Regions from separate parts of the Homo sapiens genome. Here region 1 is linked to region 2. Evidence: chromatin loops called from intact Hi-C (ENCODE). Cell type or tissue: heart left ventricle. All regions are shown on one strand. Links, peaks and the distances in the headings refer to the core of each region. The heading gives the core; the rest is flanking DNA.

Region 1 (15,563 bases), core at 6,123-14,122, 230 kb after region 2:
ATGGGGATTCTACAAGATGAGCCAGGGACCCCTCCTCCTGCCCCGCCCCACCTTTTGACAGGAATAGAGGCTGGGGGAGATAATGGCTAAAAGCTCAGACAGGCATCAATTATTGACTGACCTCACTTCCTCTGCTGAAACCCTCCCCATCCCCCACCCCACAGCTGCTTCACAAGTTGTGAGCGTTGTGAATTCCCAGAACCCTGACACACCCAAATTTCAGTGTCAGGACAGAACTGTGTCCTGCAGCCAATAGGAAGTACTATGGGATTACGATATCTGCTCTTTCAGATTATAGCGGCCACTTGGGCCCTCTACGAGCTGGAGAACTGGGAGCCTGGCCGCGGGTCTGTCTTTCACACTCTCTCTCCCTGCTCCGCTATGGCTTCTGGTCAACCTTTTCCTCCCCCAACCCCTGGATCTCTGTCCTGAGAAGCGAGAGTCGGGGCTTCCCAAAGGAAGCCTTTAGTCTGAGAGGCACACTGAGCACAGAAACTTCGAGATGGACAAAAGCTGAGAGTCACTTCTAACAGTCAGTGGGGGATGGAAGACTATCTGGACCAGCGTTCGTGAAACAGATAAAAATAGAGTACATTTTGGGAGCTGGAAGAGAGGACCCAGGGGGGGCTGGAGTCTGTTCATCAGTGCTGGAATCTTCCCCATCTCCCCAGAGCACTGAGCCCTCTGGCCCCTGACTGGTGCTCTTTGGGGCTCTTGTGAACCCCATGCCTTCCAAAGCACACAGAGAACCTGGGGGAGGTGTCAGAGTTGGAGATCCAGAGTTGGAGAAAGCCCTGGAGAGTCATCCCAATGAGAAAAGGGAAAAGGAATTACAGACTGTGTCCAAGTCTACAAGAATTAATTACTCAGAGGGACCAGCTGTTCCCCATATTCAGTGAGGACAGAACAAGAGGAAACAGGCCCAAAGGACAAAGATTTAGATTTAGATACTCAGAAGGATTTCCCAACACTGCAGGAAGCAGAGGCCTGGAGATTCTGTGTGGGGTGAAACCTCAAGCAGATTCTCATCTGTGGAAGGTGGGTGACATGGAGTCTGTCAGGAAGGCAGGGCAATGGACACCTTCACCTTTCAGGACCAGCTATGAGTATTAAGTTCAAGCATCATTCTTTTTTTTTTGAGATGGAGTCTCACAGTGTCGCCCAGGCTGGAGTGCAGTTGCGTGATCTCAGGTCTGCCTCCCAGGTTCAAGTGATTCTCCTGTCTCAGTCTCCCAAGTAGCTGGGATTACAGATGCGTGCCTCCACGCCTGGCTAATGTTTGTATTTTTAGTAGAGACGGGGTTTCACCATGTTGTACAGGCTGGTCTCGAACTCCTGACCTCAGCTGATCCACCCACTCAGCCTCCCAAAGTGCTGAGATTACAGGCATAAGCCACCCCACCCAGACTCAAACATCACTCTTGATACTAGTGCGGGGCTGGCTTCATGGGAGTGTGACCTGTGCAGATGCACAGGGCCCCATGCTTGGTTTAATGCGCTGTCATTGCCATCTTAAAATTCTTAATGATATATTTTTTTTCCATTTATTTAGGTCTCTTTTATTTATCAGTGTTCTTGTAGTTTTCAGCATTTAACTCCTTTATGTGTTTTGTTACACTTATACTTTTTAAAAGCAATTATAAACAGGATATGCTATTTTTAATTTTTGTGTCCATTTGTTCATTAAATTATATAGAAATATAATCGATTTTTACATATTGATCTTGTATACTGTGACCTTGCTGAACTCACTTATTCAAGGGGGTGAGGTATTTGGGTTTTCTACCCCTCATGGATTCTTTGGGATTTTCTACATCGACAGTCATCTGCATCTGCAAATAGAGACAGTATTATTTCTTACCTTCCAATATGCATATCTTTTATTTCCTTTTCTTACCTGACTGCACTAGCTAAAACTTCTAGCATTATGTTGAATAAGAGTGGTCAAAACAGAACAGCCATCCTTGCCTTGTTTCTCTTAGGAGAACACACTCAATCTATTAATCATAATGTTAGCCGTAAGTTTCTTGTAGTAGCCACTCTATATCAGATTGAGAAAGTTCCCCCATTCCTCTTTTGTGTGTGTGTGTGTATTCTTATCATGGATGGCTATTGAATTTTGTCAAATGCCTTTTCTGCATCCACTGATACGAATTGTGTAATTTCTCTTTGTTAGTCTGTTAATACGGTAGATTATGTTGACTGATTTTCTCTTCTTTCTTTTTCTTTTTTTTTTTTTTTGAAACAGAGTTTTGCTCTTGTTGCCCAGGCTGGAGTACAATGGCGTGATCTCGGCTCACTGCAATATCTGCCTCCTGGGTTCAAGCGATTCTCCTGCCTCAGCCTCCCTAGTAGCTAGGATTACAGGTGCCTGTCACCACACCTGGCTAATTTTGTATTTTTAGTAGAGAAGGGGTTTCTCCATGTTGGTCAGTCTGGTCTTGAACTCCCGACCTCAGGTGATCCACCCGCCTCGGCCTCCCAAAGTGCTGGGATTAGAGGCGTGAGCCACCGTGCCCAGCCTATGTTGACTGATTTTCTAATAGTGAACCAGGCCTTACATCCCTGGAATAAACCCACTTGGTTATAATGTGTACTTCTTCATTATATATAGCTCAATTTTATTTGCTAATATAGTAATTTGCTGCATAATGAAGTTTCAGTCAAAAATATTCCACACATACAATGATGGTCGCATAAGATTATAAATGGAGCCAAAAAATTCCTGTTGCCTACTGACGTCGTAGTAACGCATCGCATTACTCATGTGTTTGTGCTGATGCTGGTATAAACAAACCCACTGCGCTGCTAGCCATAGAAACGTATACAGCATGTACAGCTATGTTCAATAAACAATACTTGATGATAAATGACAATGCTACTGGTTTATGTATTTAATATCCTATACTTTTTATTATTATATTTTAGAGTGTGCATCTTCTATTTTTTAAAAAAGTTAACTTTAAAGCAGCCTCAAGCAAGTCCTTCAGGAAGTATTCCAGAAGGCATTGTTATTACAGGAGACAGCAGTTCCACACATTACTGCCCCTGAAGACCTACCAGTGGGACAGGATGTGGAGGTGGAAGACAGTGATAATGATGATCCTGACCCTGTGTAAGCCTAGGCTAATGTGTGTGTTTAATAAAAAAAAAAAATTAAGTACAAAAATGAAATTAAAAGTTTTAAACATAGAAAAAAACTTATAGAAGCCGGGCGCGGTGGCTCATGCCTGTAATCCCAGCACTTTGGGAGGCTGAGGTGGGCAGATCACCTAAGGTCAGGAGCCTGAGACCAGCCAGGCCAACAGGGTGAAACCCCATCTCTACCAAAAACACAAAAAATAGCCGGGCGTGGTGGCGGGCACCGGCAAGCCCAGCTACTAGGGAGGCTGAGGCAGGAGAATCACCCCAATCCAAGAGGCAGAGGCCGCGGTGAGCCGAGATCACGCCATTGCACTCCAGCCTGGGCGACAAGAGCAAAACTGCATCTCAAAACAAAACAACCAGTTTTTGTCCAGTTCAAGGATTATTTTCTCTGTCCTTCCACCCTGTTATTGCGCTCATCCAATGAGTTTTTATTTCAGTTACTGCAATTTCCAGTTCTAAAATGTCCATTTGGTTCTTTGTATCTCCTAAATTTTTATTATTATTTTGCTGGGACATTCTATTTCTTTGTTGAGATTTTTGATTTTTTTCATTTGTTTCATGATTGTTCTTAATTACTTACTGAAGCCTTTTTTTTTTTTTTTTTTTTTTTGAGATGGAGTCTCACTCTTCCTGCCCAGGCTGGAGTGCAATGGCCTGACCTTGGCCCACTGCAACCTCCGCCTCCTGGGTTCAAGCAATTCTTCTGCCTCAGCCTCCCAAGCAGCCAGGATTACAGGCACCCAGCTACGCCCGGCTAATTTTTTGCATTTTTTACTAGAGATGGGGTTTCATCATGTCGGCCAGGCTGGCCTCAAACTCCTGACCTCAGGCGATCCACTCGCCTCAACCTCCCAAAGTGCTGGGATCACAAGCATGAGCCACCATGCCCGGCTACTGAAGCCTTTTTTTAACGGCCACTTTAAAATTTTTGTCATACGATTCTAACATCTCTATCATCTCCGCGTTGGCATCAACTGTGTTTTTCATTCAGTTTGAGATCTTTCTGGTTCTTGGTATGACAAGTGATTTTTTTTTTTTTGAAACTGGATATTTGAGGTATCATGTAATGAAACTCTGAGTCTTCTGTAAATGTTCTGTTGTAGCTGGCGTTTTATGATACCATTCTGGCAGGGGAGGAGAGGGTACACATCTCGTTACTAACAGTGGGGGAGGAAGTCTAGGTTCTCCATTCAACCTCCACTGATGCTCATTACTGGCATGTGGGGGTGGGAGTTCCGCTGGAGGGAGTAGGAGTGCCTCATTACTGCTCCTCCACGGCCTCTACTGACACCTTCCCGGGGAGTGGCTTCCTTATTGCTAGACTGTGGTCAAAGTCTAGGCTCCCCTTTCACCTTTGCGGGTGTAAGTGCGGGACTGCACAGTTTTTTCTGTGGTGTGGAGCTGGAGCAGAGCAGTGATTGTTTAAAAGTTTTCTGCCTCACTGGGCTGCTCTTTCCTGGTCTTCTGGCTGGACAGGGCAGCTTTTGTTGGCACTTTCTATGTTTGTGCCCACTGGCATTTTCAGGTCGTCGGCTTCTTTGGCTCCAATTCTCTGCCATAGGCCCTGGCTTTCTTCGGGTTGAGTTTGGGTTTGAGAGGCGCCCCTGGCTTGAGCTTGGCTTTGGGGAACTGGGATAGGTAAGTCATAACTGAGTGTTCGTCCACATCCGGGTGAATGGTTTCTTCAGGAGTGGTGACCTGTGGGACACCCAGCCATCATCTGCCTGCTGCATGGCTTCTCCTGCGTTATCCACAGGTTTCTGTGGGTGCCAGGATTCCCAGTCTGGGCACAGACCTGGAGCACAGCTGTCTACCAGGGCTCTCAGGGCTTTGCTGTCTTGCCAGTTCTGGCTAAAGTTGGTGATGGGCAAGTAGGGGACCTTGTTCTGAATCCACCCCAGCAGCCTCTGCTTCCGCATCTGCTTCTTGGCATCATCATCCCCTTCATCCTCACACACGGGCGTGGAGATGGAGTAGCGGAGGATCAGCGTCCACACCAGACCCAAGATGAGCTTCAGGTTCCCATCCACAGTGGCTTTGCTATCGATGGACACGAGCTTGATGCTGTCACGGTCCAGGAACTCGAGCGCCACGGACACGTTCTTGAGCTGCATCTGGCGAAAGGTGGGCCGCTGATGGTACTTGAGGTACATGTGCTTCTGGCTGAGCACCTCGAGCAGCGCAATGGGCGGCAGCCCGTCGCTCAGGTCAGCGCCAATGCCGTTTGTTCACGCACTTGAGGTGCTCGTGGCACCAGCTTGTGAACGTCTTCTGCTGGATCTTCTTCCACGGCGCGTCCTCCGCCAGATCCTTCTTGGTCACTGGCATCCTGGTGGCGGGGAGAGCGCAATGCGCAACGAACTGCCAGGAAATGGTGTTTGGAGGCCCAAGGGCCGAGGAGCGAGAACCGAAGCGGAGCAGGAGCGGGGTTCGAACTTGCTGCTACCGGAGCCAAGGCCCAGCGTGCTGCTCTGCGGCTGCCCGCCCCTGGCCGCGGGAGGCGCCTGGCCCTGCGCCTGCGTGCTGAGCCGCCTCTTAATATTCTTAATGATGTTTGAACAAAGGGCTCAGCATTTTCATTCAGCAATGGGCCTCACAAATTATACAGCTGGTTCTGCACCAGGGAGGGTAAGGAGAAACAGCAAGGGAGGAAAACTAGCAGGGCATGAGATGGGCTTTGCTCCATTGAAATTGCAGGGTGGGAGAATTATATGAGACAACCTAGGGATTTTTTGTTTCTTTGTTTGTTTTGTTTGTTTTTTGTTTTTTGAGACAGAGTCTTGCTCTGTTGCCCAGGCTGGAGGCTGGAGTGCAGTGGCACTATCACAGCTCAATGCAACCTCCGCCTCCCAAGTTCAAGCAATTTTCCTGCCTCAGCCTCCTAAGTAGCTGGGATTACAGGCATGAGCCACCACGGCCCGGCTAATTTTTTGTGTGTTTTTAGTAGAGACGGGGTTTCACCATGTTGGCCATGGTCAGGAGTTGGTCTCGAACTCCTGACCTCAAGTGATCCTCCCACCTCGGCCTCCCAAAGTGCTGGGATTACAGGCGTGAGCCACTGCTCCTAGCCAACCTAGGGATTTTTTAAACACAAGAAACATGAAAACAGTAGAACAGGGTACCCAAGGAGGAAGAACTGTGGGTCTCCATTAGGGGAGAAGTGGGACAGATGTCTGCAAATTCCATTTATCCATCTCTTCAACACATAGGAGAGTGACCAGTTTTGTGGGCAAATGGAGTCTGGGTTTTGCCTGGAGGAAAAGGGAGAAGAAATGACTTCTCTAGGTCTTCTTTAGCTCAGGGCAGAAAGCATGATGGTGTCCTGAAAGAGCATAAACTGTGGGACGTGGGGCCTGGGTTCCAGGCCCGAATCATTTATCTGGGCCTCAGTTTCCTCCTCTGTACACTGAGAGGTTTCGACCAGACAATCCTGAAGGTCCTTGCCTGCCTTATATGCTCTCTTTTGGCTCTAAGATTCGGGAATACTACCCGGTCCCAGAACTGGTCACTAGAACTCAGGTAAAAAAGACAGTTTGGCTGGTGCCTAGGTTTGGGGAGGATGCGGGGTAGCCAGAGTTCTGCCCCGAGACTCAGGAAGAGGCTGGTAGATTCCCAGACTTTGAGCCGCCAAGTCATCTTCCTCTTCCTCTCCAGCTCTTCCAGATCTCCTCCAGATGGTCTCGTCCACTCCCCGCCCACCCCCCGCCCTCAGGATGACTCTTCTCAGGATGGAACCTCTTGAGGAAGGGATGCCACGTCAGGGCAGCAGAGTCTTAAGGTTGGACGGTGTCCACATGATGGCATGGAGGTGGGTGGGCCTGAAGCCTGGTCTCTGTGGAGAAGCTGTTTTAGCGCTGCCTGCCTGGCAGTGCAGTGAGCTGTGCATTGCCCCTCCCTGCAGGCTTCCCATAGGCTGTAACTGTCACCCTCCAAATTGGCCTCAGCACTGAGGAAGAGGAGAGTTAGTGGAAAGAGCTCAGACTTGGAGTTGGAAAACCTGTGTGTGAGCCTCAGTTTTCATTCCTGTAGGAAAGGGTTGATAATTCCTTCTCTACCACATTCTCAAACTAAGCAAACTATGTGCAAAAGCCCTTAACCAGCCGGCTGTAAAACCCACAGGGACACTGGTTTGTGTGGAAGGAGGGGCAGAGGTGTGGGATAGGAGGAAGGGCACTGAACCAGGAGTCAGGAGACCTGAGGCTTGGCCATACACAGTGGAGGAGCCTCTATTTCCTTGTCTGCTCAAAGACGAATAATACATATTGCCTTTTCTACTACTGGCTGCATGAGAGGTTATGATACAGATGAATATAGCCCCTGAAGAGGCTGCAAAGGAGGAGGCAGCTGTTTTGAAAAAAAATTAAAAGAATCCCAAATAAGTTCAGGGTAAAATAAATACAACTTTGCAGAAGAGTTTATAATGAGAAGCAACCGTACCCATCCCCAGACCGCATTGCTAGGGCCAACCCTTGTCTCAAAGTTCCAAATACTAGTTTTTCTGACATTTACTTCAACAAACCCTCAGTAATATGTGTACACTGCTATCTCTAGATTTAAAAGGTTCAGGATTTAGGCCATTTAGGTTGTCTCTCTCTAATTTTTTTTTTTTTTTTTTGAGACAGGGTCTCACTCTGTACTCTGTCACCCAGGATGGAGTGCAGTGGCGAGGTCATGGCTCACTGCAGCCTCAAACTCCCTGGCTCAAGTGATCCTCCCGCCTCAGCCTCCCAAGTAGCTGGGACTACAGGCATGCACCACCATGCCCAGCTAATTTTTTAATTATCTGTGGAGATGAGGTCTTGCTATGTTGCCCAGCTGGTCTTGAACTCCTGGGCTTAAGTGATCCTCCCACCTTGGCCTCCTCTCCCTCTAATTATTGATCATTATATTATTATTGTATAAATTTAAGTAATATAGCCCAACCTCTAGTTCCTATTTATGGTATTAGAAAGTATCTCTTGACTGTACTGATTGAGGATAGCGGCACCCTGCTCTTCCCTGAGCTGCAATGAGGGAAGACATGTCAATCATCTAAGATGAACCATCTTGTTATGGGGGGTGTTCAGCTGGAACTCCTGAAGGTGGAGATGCTCTGACGGCTGTGCTGAGCATTCCAGATGGCATAGGAGGTCCTGGAGACATCAAGACTTCCCCATTCCAATGAACAGCAAGGTCTGAGTTTGCTTGGATGAGGAAGGGCAGAGTTGACTGGCAAGGGGGTGGGAGCCTGGCAGGCTCTTGGGTGGTGTTGAGAGAACCCTTACTGCATGGGGAGAGAGTTTGAGGCATTAAGGTGACCATCCCCAGTGTGGACCAGAAAAGATCCCCAGTATCTGAGAGTAGGTAATGGCCCCGGCTGAGAGAGAATGTTTGGAAGTGGGGCTGCACGTCTGGGAGAGGTCAGAGCCAGCGGGATTTCCTTCAGCTCCAGCCACTCTGGTGGGTGGGACCGGATTGCTCATGCTGGACACAGGAATCTGCCTTTGTTTCCAGCTGGAGGGGAAATGCCATAAATTCTGCCCCGTTCCCACCCCTCCAGCATCCGTGCCCAGGCTCTGCCCTTCTCAGGACCAGAAGGCCTGGGACTGAGGGCCCTCAGGTGAATGCTTATTTCCAGGACCCCCAAATCCACAGGCTTCTGCCCCTTGTCCCCCAAAAGCAGGGCACTGGCATGGATGTAGGAAATAGGGGTCGGGGTATCCAAGGCGGGTCTGGAGTAAACAGGAACAAATAAGGAGTGAGGTTTAGACCTGCTCACTGCTCTCCTCTCCCTTGGAGGGATCATGGCCTTTCACAGTTAAGGAGGACACCAAGCTCTGAAGGGAGGACTTAAAGGCAGGGCCTGGGCCCCCCTAGCACCCCAATTCCTGCTCAGATAGATGGACCATGAAACTCCAACCAGTCACACAGGCAATTTTTGGAGCTGGATGGCTGGGGCAATGGATGCGGTGTTGTGGGGCAGAGGGGGCAGAGCAGGGCATGGGTCAGGAATCTAGGGAAAAGGGGGCCCTGTTTTTATTTTTTCCTGGTCAGTGAGTGTTTGTGCACCTGTGTGAACAAGTGTGTATATGTGTGCCTGCATGTGAAGCCTCGTTACGTGCAACTGGGTGTTTGTGGGCCAATGGGCCTGTGTAGATGTCTGTGCCTCTAAGCCCGTTGCTGATGGCTTGTCTGCATGTGTCTCTCTAACCATCTGGAGTAGAAGTTGGCAGGAGCTGGGGTGTTGAGGAGGGCCTAAACCTTGTCCTCAAGCCCTCTCCTTCAGATCTGGGTATTTTCCTTAGGGATGAAAAGGTCTCCCTGTGGGAAAGGAGAGAGGAGAGCAGATGTAAACTTCTGTGTGAGCTGTGGCCAATTAGGTCTCTCTCGGTGTGACCAGCTGAGATCTGATAGGTGGAAGGTCCAGACGGGCCAGGGTAAGGGTGTGGCTGGCCTGGTGGTTGATGTGGTAGAAGACGCATGTGTGGTCCCAACCACTTGGAAAGTGTGACTGCTGGAGAGGGGGCATCCTGTCCAGGTTCCCCAGTATGGAGAAAAGAGGACACAGACCAGTGAGTCCCCATCTGTCCTCTGTCCTCCCTACATATATGTACTCCCTTGCCTTTTCCTGGCAAGGGGTTTCCTGGGGCATGCCCTGGAATGCCCACTGCCAGTCCATGGATAAGAGCGGCCCCTGAGAGAAGGAGGGAGATGATAAAGGACCCCCTGAGCATCCAGGACCTTAGAGGAGCCTGAACAAGGTTCTTCCCTATGCACATGTTTTGAGCCTGGGATGGGTTCCATGCTGAGCCAGAGGCTAGGGACACAGACATGGTCCCTGCCCACACGGGAGTGAGTAGGCTTCCCCAGGAGTCCACACAAGCCTGGCTGACATCCCAGTGTGTGTCGGGACAGCCAACTCTGCAGTCCCAGGTATAGGAGCCCTCTGCCTTCCAGGTGGAGGGTGTACATGTGTACACTCCGGGAGCAGCTCCTCCAGCCGCCAGCACTGTGGTGATGAGGTGGGCTGGGAGTGGGCCTAGGGTGGGGGATGCAGAGATGTGTGTTTTCATTTCCTGGGCCACCAGAATAGTTTCCTAGAATCACAGGGGAGGCCATGGGGCCTCAAGGGCACATCCGCCAGCCTCCTCCATGTAGCTGCACCCTGGGCTGTTCCCTTACTCACTGCTGCTCAGGTACAATCCCAGGCTGCTGTTGACCCACCATGCCCTGACCATGTGCCAGGCGGTGCCCAATGCCTCTCAGACCCCTCACTGCTTGGGCTACAGACAGCCCTGGGTGGCAGCAATTGTGGTCTCATCATTTGATGTTACACATGAGGTGACTCAGGTTGGGAGAGGCAGAGCCAGGACTGAAACCCAGGTCTGTCTGACTCCAAAGGCTTTGCCGTGCCTGCATTCTGCACAGCCAGGGGCCTCACTATGGATTTCTTGGCCTCTGCTGACAGGGACTGAGTTCGGAAGCCTCAGGAGCTGTGATGAGGGAGGGGGAGGCAGGGATATTAGAGGAGAGGTTGACTTTGGGAGGCACAGGCCACAGCAACTCCAGGCCTCAAGGCTTCTCTCTCTCTGATCAGCCTGAAAGGGTTCTGGGAGGGGGAGGGAAGGCTATTGTCAGGACCTATTAGAGGATTAGAGAGAAATGGCTTGGCATGGGAGGGGGAGTTGCTAGAGTGAAGTCCGGGGACTCTAGCTGTCCTGGAGATGGCCAGGGATTGGAAGGGTGGGTCTTCTCCAAGGCAGAGAGGCTCCCTCTGCTGGAAAACATGCTCCAACCTGGAACCCAGGCATTAATGTGGGTTCCACCAGATCCACCACGGCCAGGACAGAGGGGCCTAGGGAACCACAGAGGGCTAGTTCCCTGGCCTTGAAGGTACAGTAGTCGTCCCTGAGCAGGTTGGAGGTGGAGGGAGAGGCTCAAAGAATCAGAGGCTCAAAGTTTAATCCTCCCTGGCTGCAAGCAGATGCCATGTGCTACAGTGGAATGAGCGCAGGCTTTGGAATCTCACAGACTTGAGCTCCAAGCACTGCTTTGCCACTTACCAATTGGTGACATTGGGCAAGTTGCCTAAACTTTATAGCCTCAATTTCCTCAACTGCAAAATAGGAAGGCTGTGCAGATTAAATAAGAAAACAGAGGCCGGGCACGGTGGCTCATGCCTGTAATCCCAGCACTTTGGGAGGCTGAGGCGGGTGGATCACCTAAGGTCAGGAGTTCAAGACCAGCCTGGCCAACATGGTGAAACCCCATCTCTACTACAAATACAAAAATTAGCCAGGTGTGATGGCGCATGCCTGTAATCCCAGCTACCTGGGAGGCGGAGGTTGCAGTGAGCTGAGATCAAGCCACTGCACTCTAGCCTGGGTGACAGAGATGAGACTCCATCTCAAAAAAAAAAAGAAAAGAAAGAAAGAAAGAAAAGAAAATGGGCCAGGCGTGGTGGCTCACAACTATAATCCCAGCACTTTGGGAGGCTGAGGTAGGAGGATCGCTTGAGCCCAGGAGTTTGAGACCAGCCTTGGCAACATAGTGAGACTTTATCTCCACAAAAAAATTAAAAAGTTTTCCAGGTGTGGTGGCACACACTTATAGTCCCAGCTACTTGGGAGGCTGAGGCGGGAGGATCCTTTGAGTTCAGGAGTTCAAGCCTGCAGTGAGCTATGATCACAACCTTGCACTCCAGCATGAGCAGCAGAACAAGACCATATCTCAAAATATATAGATATAGATACAGATAGATAGAGCCAGGTATGATGCCAAGTGCTGCGTCATCTCATTCAATTCTTATAACAGCCCTATGGTGAACATGTTACTCTTACCTCTATTCTGCAAGTGACACCTGTGAGGCTCAGAAAGTGTAAGTAACTTGTCCAAGGTCACAGGCCAACTCCCAGGGAGGCATTTTGCCACGATGCTGATCCACGACTATCGATGTAGCTTCTTTCTCTGTCTATGATGTCCAATGCCAAGGCTGGCTTCCTATGCCATGATTTCAGCAGTGGGTGGGGAGGAAAGAAATCTAGCTCCATCCTGGAGGCCCTGAAGCTGTTTAATCCAACTCACTTCCCCGGGGCTCTTCCTTAATACGTCACCTCTTGATAGTACTTTACAGTTTATGGAACTCTTTCACCCATACTAGCTAGTGGATCCTTCCAATAGCCCCCATTTTCTCCATTTAACAGATGTGAAAGCCGAGGCAAGAGAAATTTAAGTGCCTTATTCAGGATCAAGTTACCCTTGAGTCCCTTCCAGTCCACCATAGTGGCCTTCAGAGCTCTTCTGGGAGAAATCATATATTATCTGACCCTATTAGTCATTTTCTTCTCAGTGTGTGTGTGTGTTTGGGGGGGTGTATTTTCCCTATTCAAAGAGTGGATTTATTTTTTAATGTTTCAAAATTTGGTAGACATAATTAGAAAGTCAAAACGCCCTGTGCGGAATTCCAAATAATTTATCTAGATACTCTACCCTCAAGGAGATGGTGTATAACTCCCCACTCTGTTAGTGTGGACCTTGTATAAGACTTCCTTCCAAAGATGACAGTGCAGAGAGGGGGAAGAAAGAGAAACTTTACAGTGGAGAAAACTGACAAACTACCTGAGCCAGGTGATTGAGGTCTATATCAAGTGATAAGTCATGTTCATACTATATGCCTCCCTTGACATGATGTGAGAAAAACTTTACCTCTGTGGAATTTTCCCTTCTGAAAACCCAAAGACCCAGTCTTACATTAATTATAAGAAAAACATCAGACAGGCCAGGCATGGTGGCTCACACCTGTAATCCCAGCACTTTGAGAGGCCAAGGCAGGCGGATCACTTGAGCTCAGGAGATCAAGACTAGCCTGGGCAACATGGTAAAACTGCGTCTCTATCAAAAATACACACACACACACCACCAACAACAACAAAAAAAATCAGACAAACCTCAATTGAGAGACATGCACAAAATACATGACCAATATGACTCAAAACTGTCAAGATCATGAGGAACAAGGGAAATCGGAGAAACTGTCACAGTCAAGAGGATTCTGGGGGATGTGATGATGAAATGTAACAGGGGATCCTGGATAGAATCCTGGGATAGAAAAGGGACATTAGGGCTGGGTGCAGTGGCTCACCCCTGTAATCCTAGCATTTTGGGAGGTCAAGGCAGGCAGATCACTTGAGGTCAGGAGTTTGAGGCCAGCCTGATCAACACAGTGAAACCCTGTCTCTACTGAAAACACACAAATTAGCTGGGCATGGTGGCGCACGCCTGTAATCCCAGCTACACGGGAGGCTGAGGCAGGAGAATCACTTGAATCCAGAAGGTGGAGGTTGCAGTGAGCCGAGATCAAACCACTGCACTCCAGCCTGGGCAACAGAGGGAGACTCTGTCTCAAAAAAAAAAAAAAAAAAGAAAAAGAAAAAGAAAAAAAAATTAAGGAAATCTGAATAAATCTGTTCAGTCCTTTTCTGGAGAACACTACTGTGTTCTTCCCAGGGATGCTCCAGTACCGCATTGGGGGTTAGCGTTAAAGCCTGGAGGCCACACTGGATGGCTAGATCTCAATCTTGAGCCCTGCCAGTGTCTAGCTGTGGGACCTAGGCAATTCCTTAGCTTCTCTGTGCCTCATATCCTCAAAGATAAAATCCTCAGGATTACTGGAAGGGTTAAATGTGTTACTATAAATAGTAAGCACCTTCTAAGTAGTTGCTATCATTATTATAAACATACAAGCAAATATATTTACACAACAAAAGTTTGAGAAAAATATCCAAAACTTGTAAATAAGGCCAAAAAATAAAGTTAGTGCCCTTTCAAATATATTTTAGATCATTGGCTAATAACCCCACCTATGGGTCATCTAGGGGAAGTTAACTTTGTTTGACATGCTATTAATATTTACTATTGATAAGGACCCAGGCTCTCTAAAAAGACAGATTAACCTGTTAAAGATTGATAAGTGGCAAATTATTTTGGTCTAGTAGAAAAAAATAAAAATGGTTATGGCTTTATTGCCAGGTGTCAATTAACTTTTTTGTGTCTAACTTTGCAATCTTATTCTAGCATTCATTTTTTCACTGATTGTCAATAATGGCTTTTCTTTTCTTTTTTTTTTTTTTGATCTATCCTGCTGGTTCACTCATTAAGTAGTTAAATAAATCTTAGTACTCGCTATATATTTGTCTTAGTCATGTTTATCTTCGTGAAAATTTTACTTCGACAAATAATAATATGCCATATACACTGTTCCACTCCTTAGTTATTTTTACTTTATACATCTTGATGGTAGTTTCATATCAGAATATAAACAGCTTCCTTAGTCTTATTTTAGAATACACTGTAGAGTATGCTCTGTATGGATGGACAGCAATTACATCCGTAATCAATCTAGCCTGTCCCTTACTGATGGACACTTCGGGTGTTTCCACTCTTTCACTCTTGCAAACAATGCTAGAATGAATGACCTTGTATATATATAGGTTGAGAGCAGATTTACTTAGGCAGAGGTGGATGGGGAGGCCGGAGGCACTCCAGAGGGGAAAGAAGCCCTGGGAGGGGCCTGATTACCTGTTCCCAGCCTGTCCTATCCCATCTTCCCCTACTTCTGTGCCATTCTGGCCTCCTCCTCCTGTTTCCTCTTCTCTATCCTGAGCTCCTGGTATCGCCAGAGAGGAAGGGCCAGACTTTGGTGTCCTGAAGGACTGGGCTTCGGCTGGCACTGGTGGGAGGATGAGGATGCCTTGGAGAGGAGGATCTTGGGGACTTGGGGCCTGGGGCTGGTGCTATCCCTGGGTTGTAGCCACTGAAGGCACTTGCTCAATATGCCCTGAGGGCTCTGGTAGGGGACGAAGACCCACGGGGACCTCTGGGGACTCCCTGGCGGGGACTGGGGAACCAGGGGAGGGGGCGGGGCAGTACCTAACAGCTCTGGCACGGACTTGCTTCGGGTGCCCAGCGAAGGTGGATGGTCAGGGCACAGAGTGTGGCAGGCAGTGGTGACGAAGGGACTGGCCAGGCTGGTTGTGGCAGTCACAAGGTGGTCCAGAACACCCCCCTCCTGAGGAGACGGGGCAAAGGGGAGGCTCAAGGTAGCCTGCAGCCGTTCTAGGAGTGAAGGGGCAACCTGGGCCTGGGCCTGGGCCTGGGCCACGAGCCCGGACAAGGCCGGCCACTCGGGCTTGTAGTGCTGGCTAAGCTGCTCCACTTGGGGCCGCCTCAGCAGCTGCCGAATCCTCCACACGGTGTCGAAGCTGTCGGTCAGCACTGCCCATTCCAGGGCCGTCTTGCCCCGAACAGGGTCCACTGCTGTCAGGTCAGCACCTGGGAAGGAGCACAGGGGGTGACATGGGGCGGGATAGGGGTTGGTGATTTGTGGAAGGGCAGATTCTTTAGGAGCAAGACTGATGTGGGTTACATTCGAAGCCATA
Region 2 (15,563 bases), core at 4,114-12,113:
CATTTTACTGTTGATGGGCACTTGGGTTGTTTCCATTTTAGATATTACAAATAAAGTTACTATGAACATCCTTGACCATATCTCTTGGTGCTCATATGCATGCATTGCTGTTGGGCATAAGCCTAGGATATAGGATATGAGAATCTTCATCTTTGATATTTAATGTCAAAATAGTTTCCAAAGTATCTCTACCAATTTGTGCAACCCCCAGCAATGTGTGAGAAATTCTGTTTCTCCAAATCCTTATCAATTCAGTCTTTTTTGTTTTAGCCATGCTGATGGAAATGTAGAGCTAGCTATCTCATTGTGGGAGGTTTGTTTGTTTGTTTGTTTGTTTGTTGTTTTTGTTTTTGTTTTGAGACAGAGTGTCGCTCTGTCACCCAAGCTGGAATGCAGTGGCGCAATCTCAGCTCACTGCAACCTCTGCCTCCCAGGTTCAAGTGATTCTCCTGCCTCAGCCTCCTGAGTAGCTGGGATTACAGGCGCCCACTACCACCCCTGGCTAATTTTTGTATTTGTAGTAGATACTGGGTCTCACCATGTTGGCCAACCCTGCCCTCAAGTGATTCACCCACCTCAGCCTCCCAAAGTGCTGGGATTACAGGCATGAGCCACCACACCCGGCCTCATTGTGATTTTATTTTGTATTTTGTTGGTAACTGGTGAGGGTGAACAACTTCTCATCCTTATTGGTTATTTGGGTATTATCCTTTGTAATGTGCCTGTTCAAATCTCTCAGACTTTCCTAGTGGGCTGTCCATCTTTGTCTTACTGATGTATAACAGTTCATTTTTATAGCTTTGTTGAGAAATAATTGATACACAAAAAAAAAAAACCTGCACATGTTTAACGTCTGCAATTTGACGAGTTTGGACATATGCATACACTGTGATACCGTCACCACAATCAAAATAAACATTCATCACTTCAGATGTTTCCTGGTGTTCCTTCCTCTCAGCTTCTCTTGATCATCTCCCCACTCTCTCTCTCCCACCTTCCCCCGTGATCTCAGAGGTCCCAGCGTCTCTGATCTTTAGAGCTCCTGCTTGCATCTCACATCCAAATAATAATAGTCCAACAGTCACAGGTGGTTAAGAGGAGATCTGGCCTTTGCCAGGCCCTCCCTAAAATCCTCTGGGACCATTTCTGAAGAAACTGTCCCGTTGCCAGTGTGTCCTCATGTGGAAGGGCCAGGCTACTTTCTTATGGGCCTGGGCCCACCCTCAATCAAGGTTGCCCCAGGCTCTCAAAACCAAAGAGTCAGCATATACTCAATTCAGACCTGCCTCAAAAGGGATCGAGAAGGTCCCCAGGGATGCCCCTCTGCTCACAGTGAGGAAGACCTTAGACATGCCCGTGCCAAGCAGCTGAGCCCCCACCCTGAATTCCTCCATTCCCGTGAATCCCAATCTCCACCTTCAGTGAGACAAAACACAGCTTATTACCCCCACGCTCTGCCTTCTAGGTTTTGTTGGGTTCCCAAATCCTTATCAACACTGTATCAACACTTATGGAGCTAGAAGTCTCCATAATACTCACCCCTCCCCCAATCCTTCCTCCATCCATAACAAGCATAATGCAAGCTCACAATTATTGAGCACTTACTAAGTGCCAACCTCTATTCTCACCCTTTGCGTGCATTAATTTAAACATCCAACTCTTCCAACACCCATATAGCAGTTACTATTACTATGCTGATGCACAGAGAGGTTAAGTGACTCCCCCAGGGTCACACAGCTTCTGATTGGTGGCACTGCAATCAGTGCCCAGATTCCTGGTCTCTCTGCACCCGAAACTGCTGCAGGGGCCTCTACCACAAGCTCAGGGCTTGCTGCCTCGCTTCCCTCACAACATTGCTCTGCTTCCTTCTTGCGGAGAAAGTCTTGTGAACCCTCCCTTTCTGCCCCGGCTGCTGGGAGACTACAGACAATGCCGATACTCATGCACAGCAATGGTACCACCCCTCGTGGCCACCAGGTCTGCTTCTTCCCTCATTTTCTGTTTTATCCGTAATGATAGACTGAGAATGTAGGAGGCAACATCCTTCAAAGATGTAAAATGCTAGGCCACAGAAAACAGAGACTGTAAAAGGCAGACCCGAGCGGCAACAGATGCCATGATTACGTCTCGAGGCAGCCAAGGGGAAGAAGAAATCTGATCCATTACTATCTGCAGGAAGCAGACTGTTTGCTCTGCAGGGACAAAGTTTTCCCCTTACAATACATTCTCATAAAATTGGCTCACTTGGGCCTTCCTGTAAGGAACGCTGAGGGATGCGATGGATTGGTTATGGCCTGAAAAATCACTTTCGCAGCAAAAGGAAAGCATACTTCATGTGACTGTTGACCAACACAGAGGACACCACGCCAACAACCTCAGGGATGCAGAGTCCTCCAGAAGAGAGGCCAGCGTGGTCCAAGGACACACTCTCCCAGGGCAGAGGGTCTGGTCAGGGCCAGAACTCGGAGTACCCGGCAGCTGGCTGGACAGTTCAGCCCTTCAAAGCCCTGCTCCGAACACCCTCCACCCACTTTTGTTTGCCGAGGAACTGGCTGTCCCTTAAGTCCAGAGACTGGTTGTCCCTTGAGTCCAGGAACTGGTTGTCCCTTGAGAACAGGGACACAATCTTTCTATCTCTGTAATTCAGCCCCTGCCCCACCCTCAACAGCTGAGGTGACTGGAAAGGGTGGGTGGGTGGATGATCCAGGCAGGTCCCTCAATCAAAAGAAGTGGCAGACACTTCTTTTGTCCCCTAGCTTCTGTAGAAGTCATGGAGCCCTAATTGTAGTTGGGCACATGGCTGCCTGTGGTGCTTCCTGGCACCCCTGGAGACTGGGAGAGTCACACAGCTGAGTCCTGAGCAACAAGAGGGGAGTAGAAGTGATAAGCTGGGGACACCCTCTCCCTGCCTCGTCCCCTCTCTCTGGCTAGAACACAGAGGAGGTGGTGGCTGGCCATCTCAGATCAAACTTGTCCATCAGCCTTCAGAGCAACCAGACGGAAAGAGCCTGAGGCACTGGCCCTGTGCAGCTGCTGTTCCAGCCCTGAAAGCCTCCTGCCAAGACTATTATGTGAGAGAAGTCCAAGCTTCCATGTTGTTTAAACCACTGTTGTTTTGAGCCTCTAATGCAACAGACAAGTCTATAGATGAGCTCATGTCCCAGGAGCTACCAATGAAATGCCACTGCCTTCCCCCAGGGCCACCTGGCTGGCACCTGAGCACTGTGTCCACCTGCATGTCTTCCTGGCACAGTCTCCACTACCAACACTCCCAGAGGGAGAACAGCCCCCCACAAGGGACTTAACACCATCCCTGTTTTACAGATAGGGAAACTGAAGCTCGGAGGAATGGCCAAATCTGCCTGAGGGCTCAATAGCAATGGCTGGTGGAGCCAGTCCCAAATCCAGGCCTGCCAGCTGCATGGTGTTTGCTCCCCTGGGAGAGCTGGCTCCTGTTGTTCACCTGCTCAGCCAAGCAGAGACTGCCTGCGCAGTTAGCGGTGGAGGCCCTATTTGTGGGGAAATGCCTGGATAAGCCTGTCTGGAGGCCAGGCCAGCACCTAAGGTCTGCAGGGCAGGCTGTGACCAGGAATCAGAGGGAAGCTCCTTTGCATTATAAAGGGAGAAACAGTGGGGACGGGGTGTTGGGGGCTGGAAAGGAGGGGGAAGGGGGGAAGGGAAGACCGGTGAGAACAATGGCGGGAGGCTGCCTTCCGCACCTCTCAGTGAGGTCTTCCTAAACATCACAAAACACTGCAGTCGTGGGATTTCTGCAGAGCCGGGTGAAGACACTTAGCCTTGTGATGGGGTCCACTTGTGACCCGGCTGCCACGTGAAGGTGGCACATACAGTGGAGGGGAAGTGAGCCACACATTCGGCAGATCTCAGAAGGTGCATCTGGGAATGTGACTCTAACAGGGGCCGGGCCCCACCACAACCCACTGATGTTGGAGTCAGCAACCAGCCCACAGCAGGGCTCTTGCAGGGACAGTGACCCCACATTGCACTGAGGTGCTGCTGTGTTCTGAACCACCTCCAACATCATGGACTACAACAGCCATCACTGTATTATGTTGCAGAGTCTGGGGAGGTCAGGGGTTTGGAATTGGGTGTAGGGTGTGACGGGGTGAAGCCTGGAGCCTCAGCTGGGAGCACTGGAATGACTGGGGGTGACTGGGACGGCTGGGTTGGACTCACTGCTCCAGCTTCTTCACTCCCATATCTGGACGGGACCACGGCTCAGCTAGGACTGTCAACTGAAGCACCTCCAGGGAGCCTCCCCATGGCTTCTCATAGCTTGGCAGTGAGGTTCTCAGAGGGAGTGTCAGAGAGGGACACCTGAAGAACAGCATTTCGAGAGACCCAGGCCAAAGCTGCCTGGCCTTTAACGACCTGCACTTAGAAGTCATGTGGCCTTTGGGCGCTGTGGCTCATGCCTGTAATCCAAGCACTTTGGGAGTCTGAGGTAGGCAGACCACTTGAAGCCAGGAGTTCAAGACCAGCCTGGCCAACATGGCAAAACCCCATCTCTACTAAAAATACAAAAATTAGCCAGGTGTGGTGGCAGGCGCCTGCAGCCCCAGCTACTTGGGTGGCTGAGGCAGGAGAATCGCTTGAACCTGGGAGGCAGAGGTTGCACTGAACCGAGATCGCGCCACTGCATGCCAGCCTGGGTGACAGAGTGAGACTCTGTCTCAAAAAAATGGAAGAAAGGGCCGAGCACGGTAGCTCATGCCTGTAATCCCAACACTTTGGGAGGCCGAGGCAGGCAGATCACAATGTCAGGAGATCCAGACCATCCTGGCTAACACGATAGAACCCCGTTTCTACTAAAAATACAAAAAATTAGCCAGGCATGGCGGCGGGCACCTGTAGTCCCAGCTACTCAGGAGGCTGAGGCAGGAGGATGGCGTGAACCCAGGAGGTAGAGCTTGCAGTGAGCCGAGATCGCACCACTGCACTCCAGCCTGGGCGACAGAGCAAGACTCTGTCTCAAAAAAAAAAAAAAAAAAACGGAAGAAGTCTCTTGGCCTTGCATCCCCTGTGCTCTATTGGTGGCAGCAGTCACAAGCCTGCCCAGTTTCAAGGGGTGGGGACATAGACCCCACTTCCGTGGGAGGAGTGTCAAAGAATGCGGGAGCTTGTTTTAAACTTCCATGCTCCATAACACCATAAGCGACTCCCTCTTGAGGTCTCTCCTTAGCCAGCTCAGGTCTATGATTTCAGCGTGTCCTAACATCAAAAAATAACTCCCCTTCCCACAGCTGATGCTTGGAATTCCCAGCAAGAGATCAAAGGCTTTGATCTGGAGGGGACTTTTATTCTAAAGCAGCTCCTCCCAGCCCCTCTCCCACCACCACCCTTGAGTCGGCACTGGGCCCTGACGCCCCTTCTGCCTCCATGTCAGTGGGCTCGCCAGGCCTCTGCAAGGAGCAGCTTTGGCTGAGGGAGGATGGAACACCTGGGCCATTGTGTGTTTACCAAAAGTCCATCCTGACAGGATCCTGGGAAGAGTGAGGAGAGAAGGAGAGTCTAAGGTCCTGAAGGTCAACTCAGCCAATGTCACCATTTAGCCAGAGGCTGCTCCTCCCAGGAGCTTCTGCTTTATGCCCCAACTACACTTTCCCCTCCTGCCTCACACTGGCTTCTATCACACAGGACTCCATCCAGCCCTGCACCTCTGGGGTTCCTCCTACTTCCTACCGCCAGTCCACTGTGGCCCTCCCTTTTACGGCCAATGGTCCCAAAGATCTATTTAGAAGTAGATTCAACATCCTGTTTTATCCATCCAAGCCAGCTTTTGCTGTGTACCTACTGCCTCAGCAGTGCAGAAACAAACCATTCTAGGTAAAAAAAAAAAAAAAAAAAAAAAAAAGTGGGAGCGAGTGGGGCACAGGAAATCAGGTGCTTGTAAAATCACAGGAGTGGGTGGTGGGTGGCAGCTGGATAGGCAGGAGGCTTCCAGTGGGACTGTTGAGCTCGAGGACACACCCACCCACCACCATGCTGCCATCTGCGGATCAATAATCACTGCACTGCCTTTGCCGCCACCATAACTGCCAGAACACCCAGGACACTCGTGACCAGACACTAGAACACAGAGTTCAAAGGCCACAACCACTTTCTACAACCCTGCTGGTCAGCAGAAGCAGCGGCAGGAAGATGGCCTTCACCACACCAAATCCAGCCGAGCACTGTCTATTAGAGGCGCCCAGTGTGCTCTAGCTGCAGGGAGTTTGGGAAGTGCATTTGGCTTTCTCATCTCAGCAGTCCATAAAGACATGTAGAAGGAGGAAGGATGGGTACTGAGGGCTGGGACACTGTGCCCAGCACACATGAAGGAACCGTCATCTGTGCTCCTGGAGCTCCTGGGAAGCTGGAACCTTCCTTTTCTTCCCAGGGGGGGGTTGGCAGAATTCTCTGTTCTCTGGGCACCATCAGAAGACCTGGTCTCTGTCACCACTGTATATGTCCTCTGGTTTATTTCTCCCACTGCTGTTTTGCCACCTCTAGAGCCGTAGATTGCCCCATAAACCTCCTGGCTACTCAGCAGGCTGACACCTTCTCTGCTGGAAAGTGGAAGAAGATGAGTGCCACGGGCTCCCTTTGCCACTGCATCCATTAAATCTCCCGAGGACACACTTACCAGGCATGCACATTTCTTTACTGACATGTTTGAGCAATTTCAAGAGGGAATTATTCCTCTTCTGAGAAAAAACTGTTAAAGTCCCAACTGACTTGGAATTTCCCTTGAGTTTCAAGCAAAAATGTACCTAAAGATCCCGGGCCTTCCCAAGGAAGTGACTCCCTACCCACAGTATCCCCACTCCAGCTGCTCTCGGGGTCTCCCCACCCCCCAGCAACTCCCTCCTTCTCTCCCTGCCCGTCAGGAAACCACCCTGCTCCCAGCCTCCTTCACCTTCACCTTCCTTCATCATCAGCGTCAGATCTGAGTCCTGCGGTTCTAAATAGCACCCCAGGCCTCAGCAAGTGGAGGGTAGGGGAAGAAGAGGCAACTCCTTGTTGCCGGTCCTCAGCAGCACCGTGGGAGGGGGCTTGGAGGGAGAGAGGGGTGGGGTCTTGGAGGGAGAGAGGGGTGGGGGGTCCTGGGGCCACAATGAACCGAATTCTGGCATTTGGTTCCTTCTCAGGACCTCCCACTAGAGGGCGCGACGGTCCCGCCGGTTCCTTGCCAGGTGGCTCCAGCTGCGGCGGACATCAGAGCATCTCCCAGGGACTAGAAGTTCAGACTAATGAGATTGAGAAAAGAGCATTTCCACATTTGCAAGGCGCCTGTGCTGCTCCGGAGGTCCCCATTACTCTGTCCAGAATCCTTTATTGCTTCCTGGTCCCCGAGGGCCTGCTGGAACCAGAATGCGAGAAGGGCTCTGCGCGGTTGGCCTTCCTGGACTCACAGCTTCCCTGTGAAGAACCTAGCGGGCTCTGCAACGCCCTGGTCACCCTTTCAGAGTGTTTGAGAGCTTATATGGGATATGTTTAAGCTGAGACAGGTCCCCAGCCACCCACAGCACGGGTAAGGGAGCATGGGCAGGGGACCCTCGGGGCAAGTGTTCCAGGCCATGCCCAGCCTCAGAGGGCCCTGAGGCTGGCGAGGGCAGCGTGCTCAGAGGAGATGGAGGCCAGTGCGGCTGGAGCTGGGGGGACGGCGAGTGGGGGCCACCACCTCCCCAAACTTCTCCATTAAGTAGCTGTGGGCAGAGACTGTTCCTCCCCGAGGCTGGAGGAGGGAAAGAATGGGGGTGCCTCTCGGATTTTTACCCACTCCTACCTGGGGGCAGGGTTGCTGCTGCCTCCCGGCTAACCACCTGTGGGAAAGTAGACAGATCCTCCCCAGCAACCAGCCACTCCTCCTTTTCCTCCTAGCCAACTGTCACAGGTGTGTGAACCGCAGCAACTCCATCTTGAATAGGGGCTGGGTAAAATGAGGCTGAGACCTAACTGGGCTGCATTCCCAGATGGTTAAGGCATTCTGAGTCACGGGATGAGATAGGAGATCAGCACAAGATACAAGTTGTTCAAGACCTTGATTATAAAACAGGTTGCAGTAAAGGAACCAGCCAAAACCCACAAAACCAAGATGGTGACAAGAGTGACCTCTGGTTGTCCTCACTGCTGTACACCCACGAGCGCCATGACAGTTTACAAATGCCATGGCAATGACAGGAAGTTACTCTGTATGGTCTAAAAAGGGGAGGCATGAATAATCCACCCTTTGTTTGGCACATAATCAAGAAATAACCATAAAAATGGGCAACCAGCAGCCCCCAGGGCTGCTCTGCCTATGGAATAGCCATTCTTTTATTTTTTTACTTTCCCAATAAACTTGCTCTCACTTTACTGTACGGATTCGCCTTGAATTCTTTTTTGTGCAAGATCCAGGAACCCTCTCTTGGGTTCTGGATTGGGACCCCTTTCTGGTAACACAACCACTCCTCCTTTCCTTGGTAACATCCCTAATTTTACTTCTGGTGTACACACCTCCCCAAGCGATCCACGTCTTTGTTGGGAACTGACTCCTCCATGGGCTCTAGGTTGCGCATACAAGGTTCTCGCTCTGTCGCCCAGGCTGGAGTGCAGTGGCGCCATCTCGGCCTACTGCAAGCTCCGCCTCCCGGGTTCACGCCATTCTTCCGCCTCAGCCTCCCGAGTAGCTGGGACTACAGGCGCCCGCCGCCGCACCCGGCTAATTTTTTTTTTTTTTTTTTTTTTTTTTTTTTTTTTTTTTTTTTTGTATTTTTAGTAGAGACGGGGTTTCACCGTGGTCTTGATCTCCTGACCTCGTGATCCGCCCTCCTCGGCCTTCCAAAGTGCTGGGATTACAGGCGTGAGCCTCTGCGCCCGGCCTGATGTAGGCTTCTTAGTTGCTTCCTCGCCCTCCTGGGAGAGCTTCCCAAAGTCTCTCCCTCCCGCCAGGGACCTGCACCAGGTAGCCCAGGCCCTGGGAGCGGCTATACTCTTAGGGCCACACGGGGGCGCCAGCCTCAGGCGGCTGCACCACGCCCGCCTGGAACAGGAGACCCCAACACCCCAGAGCGCAGTCAAACCGCCCTGCACTGGCCAGTTACTCTGGCTGATAAGCCCCCTTCACTCCTTAGCCCCAAGTGAGTGAGGTGCTTCCTCGCAAATGAAAATCTGCGGCCAACCCTGAGTCACTTCTTAAGATGCGGGCTCCCATCAGCTCCCCAACCCCAGCCCCACCCCTGAGTGCCGCCTCCCGAGCTAGGCCTGGAGAGTGCAGACAGGAAGGAAGCGCAGCTGGACCTCACCCAGAGAGGGGGACAGATTATCAGCAGGGTGGGAAGTGCTACAGGGAGCCCTCAAGGGCATCCCGCGTGTGCGGGTGATGCAGGCAGGTGCATGGGGGAGGGTGGGGTGCTACCAAACCCCAAGTGAGCCCTGTTGGAACTGAGCCTGGGGTGAGCCGGTAAACAAAGTGTCGGGAGGCGCTTCAAGCTTCAGGGCCAAGGGCCCCAGAGCATGAAGGTAGAGACAGCCAGGTGGAAGTGGCTGGAGAGGGTGCACATGAGGACAAACAGGAGGAGGGGCAGCAGGAGGGTGAGGTGGTGACAAGGGCGGGGAGGTAACCTGGACCAAGGAGACTGGACTCTAGCAGGAGGGAAATGACCCCCAGGGCGGGCTTAGGCAAAGTAAACATGATCACAGGGCAACATGCTCCCACAGGACTTTCTGCAGTAAGGAAGTGTGGCTATTGAGCCCTTGAAATAATGAGGCTAGTAAGACGCAGGAACTAATTTTTAAACATTATTTCCTTTCAATTAATTTTTTTTTTTTTTGAGACGGAGTCTTGCTTTGTCACCCAGGCTAGAGTGCAGTGGTGCAATCTTGGCTCACCGCAACCTCCACCTCCCGGGTTCAAGCAGTTCTCCTGCCTCAGCCTCCCAAGTAGCTGGGACTACAGGCACGCGACACCACTCCCGGCTAAATTGTGTATCTTTAGTAGAGACGGGGGTTTCACTTTGTTGGCCAGGCTAGTTTCGAACTCCTGACCTCAGGTGATCCACCACCTCAGCCTCCCAAAGTGCTGGGATTACAGGCATGAGCCACTGAGCCTGGCCCCTTTTAATTAATTCAAATGTAAATAGCTGCACCAGTTAGGAGGCTGTGAAGATGGTCCAGGTGAGGGAGGGTAGGGGCCTGAAATGGGGAGGCAAAGAAATGGGGAGGGCATGGACTCTAGGATTGTCAGGGCACTGGCTATTTAATATTTAACTTAACCACTCAGCCAGTACTGAAACAGTTGTTATGGAGGCCTGCGTTCGTGAGACCTGGCATGCCACAAGTGAGTAGAGCCAAGAAATCATGGAGACCCACTGAAAGAGGGGAAGGAATGCTCAGGGCCTTGGAGGTCTCCTGGGGGTCTGGCCGGGGCAATGGGGTGCTTATGTATCATCACTAGGAACAGAAACCCACGATGAATCAGCTTGGAGATGACAAGTGTGGTTTTGAACACATGGAAACTGAGAGGTCTTAGGACATCCCAGTGAAAGCATCTGGTAGGCTGTTCTGTGTATGGCTCTGATGCTCAGGAGGGAACTGAAACTGAAGACAGCCCTGTCAGTCATCAGAGGTCAAAAATCGGCAGCCCATAGGCCAGCTTCAGGTCACAGATGGAGGTTTAGACTGGCTCACACCATTGATCTCCCGAAGTGCTGGGATTACAAGCACTGCGCCTGGCCTCATCCTACCCACCTCTTCTTTTTTTAAAATTTAAGTTTTTCCATTTGCTGTACTTCATGCCAAGTATACACTCCCCTCCTGCCTGTTCCCAAGCCAGGGACCAAGGACTACAGGCCGGTACAGGATTTGCGCTTGGTTAATCAAGCTACAGTGACTTTACATCCAACAGTACCTAACCCGTACACGTTGTTGGGATTGCTGCCAGCTGAGGACAGCTGGTTCACCTGCTTGGACCTGAAAGACGCTTTCTTTCGTATCAGATTAGCTCCCGAGAGCCAGAAGCTGTTTGCCTTTCAGTGGGAAGATCCGGAGTCAGGTATCACTACTCAGTACACTTGGACCCGGCTTCCCCAAGGGTTCCAGAGCTCCCCCACCATCTTCAGGGAGGCGTTGGCTACAGACCTCCAGAAGCTTCCCACCAGAGACCTAGGCTGCGTGTTGCTCCAGTACGTTGATGACCTTTTGCTGAGACACCCCACGGCAGTCAGGTGCGCCAAGGGAACGGATGCCCTACTCCAGCGCCTGGAGGACTGTGGGTATAAGGTGTCCAAGAAAAAAGCTGAGATCTGTCGACAGCAGGTACGTTACTTGGGATTTACTATCCGACACGGGGAATGCAGCCTGGGATCAGAAAGAAAGCAGGTCATTTGCAATCTACTGGAGCCTAAGAGCAGAAGGCAAGTGAGAGAATTCTTAGGAGCTGTGGGGTTTTGTAGACTGTGGATCCCAAACTTTGCAGTATTAGCCAAGCCTTTGTATGAGGTCACAAAGTGGGGGACCGGGAACCTTTTGAATGGGGATCTCAACAACAGCAAGCCTTTCATGAGTTAAAGGAAAAAACTTATGTCAGCCCCAGCCCTGGGGCTACCCGATCTGACAAAGCCTTTTACATTGTATGTGTCAGAGAGAGAAAAGATGGCAGTTGGAGTTTTCATCCAAACTGTGGGGCCCTGGCCGAGGCCAGTGGCCTACCTCTCTAAACAACTAGATGGGGTTCCTAAAGGATGGCCCCTGTGTTTGAGGGCCTTGGCAGCAACTGCCCTGCTAGTACAAGAAGCAAATAAGCTGACTCTTGGGCAAAACCTGAACATAAAGGCTCCCCATGCTGTGTTGACTTTAATGAATACTAAAGGACATCATTGGCTAACGAATGCTAGACTCACCAAGTACCAAAGTTTGCTCTGTGAAAATCTCCGTATAACCATTGAAGTTTGGAACACCCTAAACCCCACCACCTTGCTCCCAGTATCAGAGAGCCCTGTCGGGCATGATTGTGTAGAAGTGTTTGACTCAGTTGACTCTAGTAGATCTGACCTCCGGGACCAGCCTTGGGCATCAGTAGACTGGGAACTACACGTGGACGGGAGCAGCTTCATCAACCTACAAGGAGAGAGATGTGCAGGGTATGCAGTGGTAACCCTGTACACTGTTGTTGAAGCCAGATCGTTGCCCCAGGGCACTTCAGCCCAGAAAGCTGAACCCATTGCTTTAATTTGGGCCTTAGAACTCCATGAAGGTAAGACTGTAAACATTGACACTGATTCTCGGTATGCCTTTTTAACCCTTCAAGTGCATGGAGCATTATAGAAAGAAAACGGCCTATGGAACTCTGGGGGAAAAGACATAAAATATCAACAAGAAATCTTGCAATTATTAGAAGCAGTATGGAAACCCCACAAGGTGGCAGGTATGCATTGCAGAGGACATCAGCGAGCTTCCACCTTGCTGGGTTTGGGGAATTCCCGCGCTGACTCAGAGGCTCGAAAAGCAGCATCTGCCCCCTTCCGGCAATCAGTCACAGCCACTCTGCTCCCTCAAGCACCTGATCTTGTACCTACTTATTCTAAAGAAGAAAAGGACTTTCTCCAGGTAGAGGGAAGGACAAGTGATGGAGGAAGGATGGATTCGGTTACCAGATGGGAGAGTAGCTGTGCCACAGCTGCTAGGAGCTGCAGTTGTACTGGCTGTGCATGAAACCACCCATCTAGGTCAGAGTCACTGGAAAAGTTGTTAGGCTGGTATTTCTACATCTCGCATTTGTCAGCCCTTGCCAAAACGGTGACACAGCGGTGTGTTACCTGCTGACAGCACAATGCGAGGCAAGGTCCAGCCGTTCCGCCCGGCATAAAAGCTTATGGAGCAGCCCCCTTTGAAGATCTCCAGGTAGACTTCACAGAGATGCCAAAGTGTGGAGGTCAGAAGTATTTACTAGTTCTTGGGTGTACCTGCTCTGGGTGGGTGGAGGCTTATCCAACACGAACTAAGAAAGCTCGTGAAGTAACCCGTGTGTTTCTTCGAGATCTGATTCCTAGATTTGGACTGCCCTTACGGATCAGCTCAGATAACGGGCCTGCGTTTGTGGCTGACTTGGTACAGAAGACGGCGAAGGTATCGGGCATCACATGGAAACGGCATGCCGCGTACCAGCCTCAGAGTTCCGGAAAGGTGGAGCGGATGAATCGGACTATCAAAAATAGTATTATTATCTTTCCCACTGGATATTAAAAACAATACCACAAGGGGCATCAAACCACCTGCCAAATTTGAGGGAATGTTATTCTGTCCTCCCCCCGCCCCCGGATATTAGAGACAATAACATAGGGGTAATGTAAACCCACTGCTTTATTGGGAGAAGTATCATCCTCTCCCTTCTTGGATATTAGGAACAATATCACAGTGTGCGTGTACGCCTGTCACAAAATTCAATGGAATGTCATCCTGTGCCTCCCTGGATATGACGAACAATGTCACGGGGGATGTACAACTTCTGAGATATTGGGAGTGATACCATCCTCTCCCCTCTGGAAGTTAGGGACAATATCACAGGGGTAGTGTACACCCTCTGTGATGTTGGGACTAATATCATCCTCCCGTCCCCTGGATATTAAAAACCATATCACAAGGGGTGTACACACACTTCGATATTGGTATTAATACCATCCTCTCCCTCTTTGGATATTCGGTGCAATATTTCAGGTGGGGTATACACCACCAGCAATACTGGAAGTAATATGATTTTCTCCCCCCTGGATATTAGAAACAATATCACAGGGGGTGTGAACAACCCCTGCAATATTTGGAGTAATATCATCGTCTCCCCTCATGAATATTAAGAACAATATCGTAGGGGGGGCATACACCCCCTTTGATGTTTGATATCATCCTCTTCCCCGCTGGATATTAGGAACAATATCAGGAAGGGATGTACAGATCCTGCGACATTTGCTGTCATCTAATTGTCTCTCCCCTAGATATTAGGAAAAATGTAACCGGGGATGTGAACACCCCTGCGATATTGGGAGAGGTCTCATCCTCTCCCCGCTTGGATATTAGGAACAATATCACAGCAGGGGTGTACTGCCTCTGCGTTATTGGGAGTAAAATTATCCTCTCTTCCCCTGGATATTAGGAAGGGTATCAGAGGGGGAGGGTGTACATTCCCTGTGGTATTCAATGTAATCTTATCCTCTCCCTCCCAGGGTATTAAGAACAATATTAGAGGAGGGGTGTACACCCTCTGCGATATTGAGAGTCATATCATCCTCTTTCGCTCTGGATATTACGAACAATATCACAGGGTTGTGTACACCCCCTGTGATACTGGGAGTAATATCATCCTCTCTCCCTCTGGATATTAGGAAGAGTATCACAGGCTGTGTACACCCCCTGCAATATTGGGAGTAGTATCATCCTCTCTCCCTCTGGATATTAGGAAGAGTTTCACAAGGATGTGTGCACCCCCTGCGATATTGGGAGTAATATCATCTTGTCGCCCTCTGGATATTAGGAAGAGTTTCACAGGGGTGTGTACACTCCCTGCAACATGGGGAGTAATATCATCCTGTGCCCCCTGGATGTTAAAAACCAAATCACGGGGGTTGTACACCTGCTGCGATATTGGTAAACGTTACTTCTAGTATCCCACAGAGGGTACACCCTGTGATATTTTTCATAATATCATAGGGAGATATTGCTTCTAATAACACAGTGGGTGTACACCATGTGTGTACACTCTGTGATGTGATAGCTTATATCCTAGGGAGATATTCCTTCTAGTATCACAGTGAGTGTACACCCTGTGATATCATTCGTAATATCCTAGAAAGATGTTGCTGCTAATATCACAGAGGGTGTGCCCCCAGTGACATCATTATTCGTAATATCCTAGGGAGATGTTACTCCTAATGTCACAGGGGTGTACACCCTGTTATATTATTCGTAATATTCTAGGCGGGTGTTACTTTTAAAGTCACAGGGGTGTACACCCTGTGATGTTATTCATAATATCCTAGGAAGAGGTTACTCCTAATACCACATGGGTTATCCTATGAAGAGGTTACTCCTAATATCACACTCCTAATATCACACCCTGTGATAGCATTCAGAATATCCAAAAGGGATGTTACTTTTAATGTCACATGGGGTGTACACCTTTTGATATTATTCGTAAGATCCTAGGGACATATTACTTCAAATATCACATTGGGTGTACACACATGGTGTACACATTATGTGTGAACACCTCCTGTGATATTATTCATAATATCCTAGGAAAATGGGACTCCTAATATCACAGTGAGTGTACACACTGCGATATTATTTGTAATATCCTAGGGGAATATTACTCCTAAACCAAAGGCGTGTGTACCCCCTGTGATATTATTCGTAATACTCTCATACACTCACAGTATATGAGAGGGATATTAGCACTGAAGTCACAATGTGTGTACACCCTGTGATATTATTCACAATATATGAGGGAGGTATAACTTTTACTCATGATGTTCTAGAAAGATGTTACTCCTAATGTCACAGGGGGTGTACACCCTGTGATATTACACAGG

Evidence for each region. Peaks named below come from ENCODE experiments on the same cell type or tissue, not always from the same donor. Only the 100,000 strongest peaks of a DNase experiment are listed, where the experiment ranks them.
Region 1: it touches region 2 in a loop (2.8-fold over the local background); 2 of 110 quality-filtered maps call a loop at or near these places.

What each region holds. Positions count from the first base shown.
Region 1 is chr12:51,890,477-51,906,039 of GRCh38, reverse strand. ANKRD33 (ankyrin repeat domain 33) reads right to left here. Exons shown (of 5, transcript NM_182608.4): 5 at 14,313-15,456. The coding sequence ends at 14,735. It also overlaps the pseudogene LOC102724178. Among named protein-coding and RNA genes, the nearest start is that of ACVRL1, 9.2 kb to the left of the region's middle. In heart left ventricle, for the core only: CTCF peaks have their summits at 10,916 (motif pointing left) and 14,001; DNase peaks (open chromatin) are centred at 8,619, 10,479 and 10,899; H3K27ac peaks cover 1,710 bases.
Region 2 is chr12:52,113,628-52,129,190 of GRCh38, reverse strand. SMIM41-AS1 (SMIM41 antisense RNA 1) reads left to right here and starts at 10,973. Exons shown (of 4, transcript XR_007063312.1): 1 at 10,973-11,298. RefSeq lists enhancers at 10,062-10,111, 10,142-10,201, 10,212-10,351, 10,672-10,911, 12,275-12,484. In heart left ventricle, for the core only: CTCF peaks have their summits at 6,970, 7,175 (motif pointing right) and 8,983 (motif pointing right); DNase peaks (open chromatin) are centred at 7,190 and 8,978; H3K27me3 peaks cover 1,681 bases.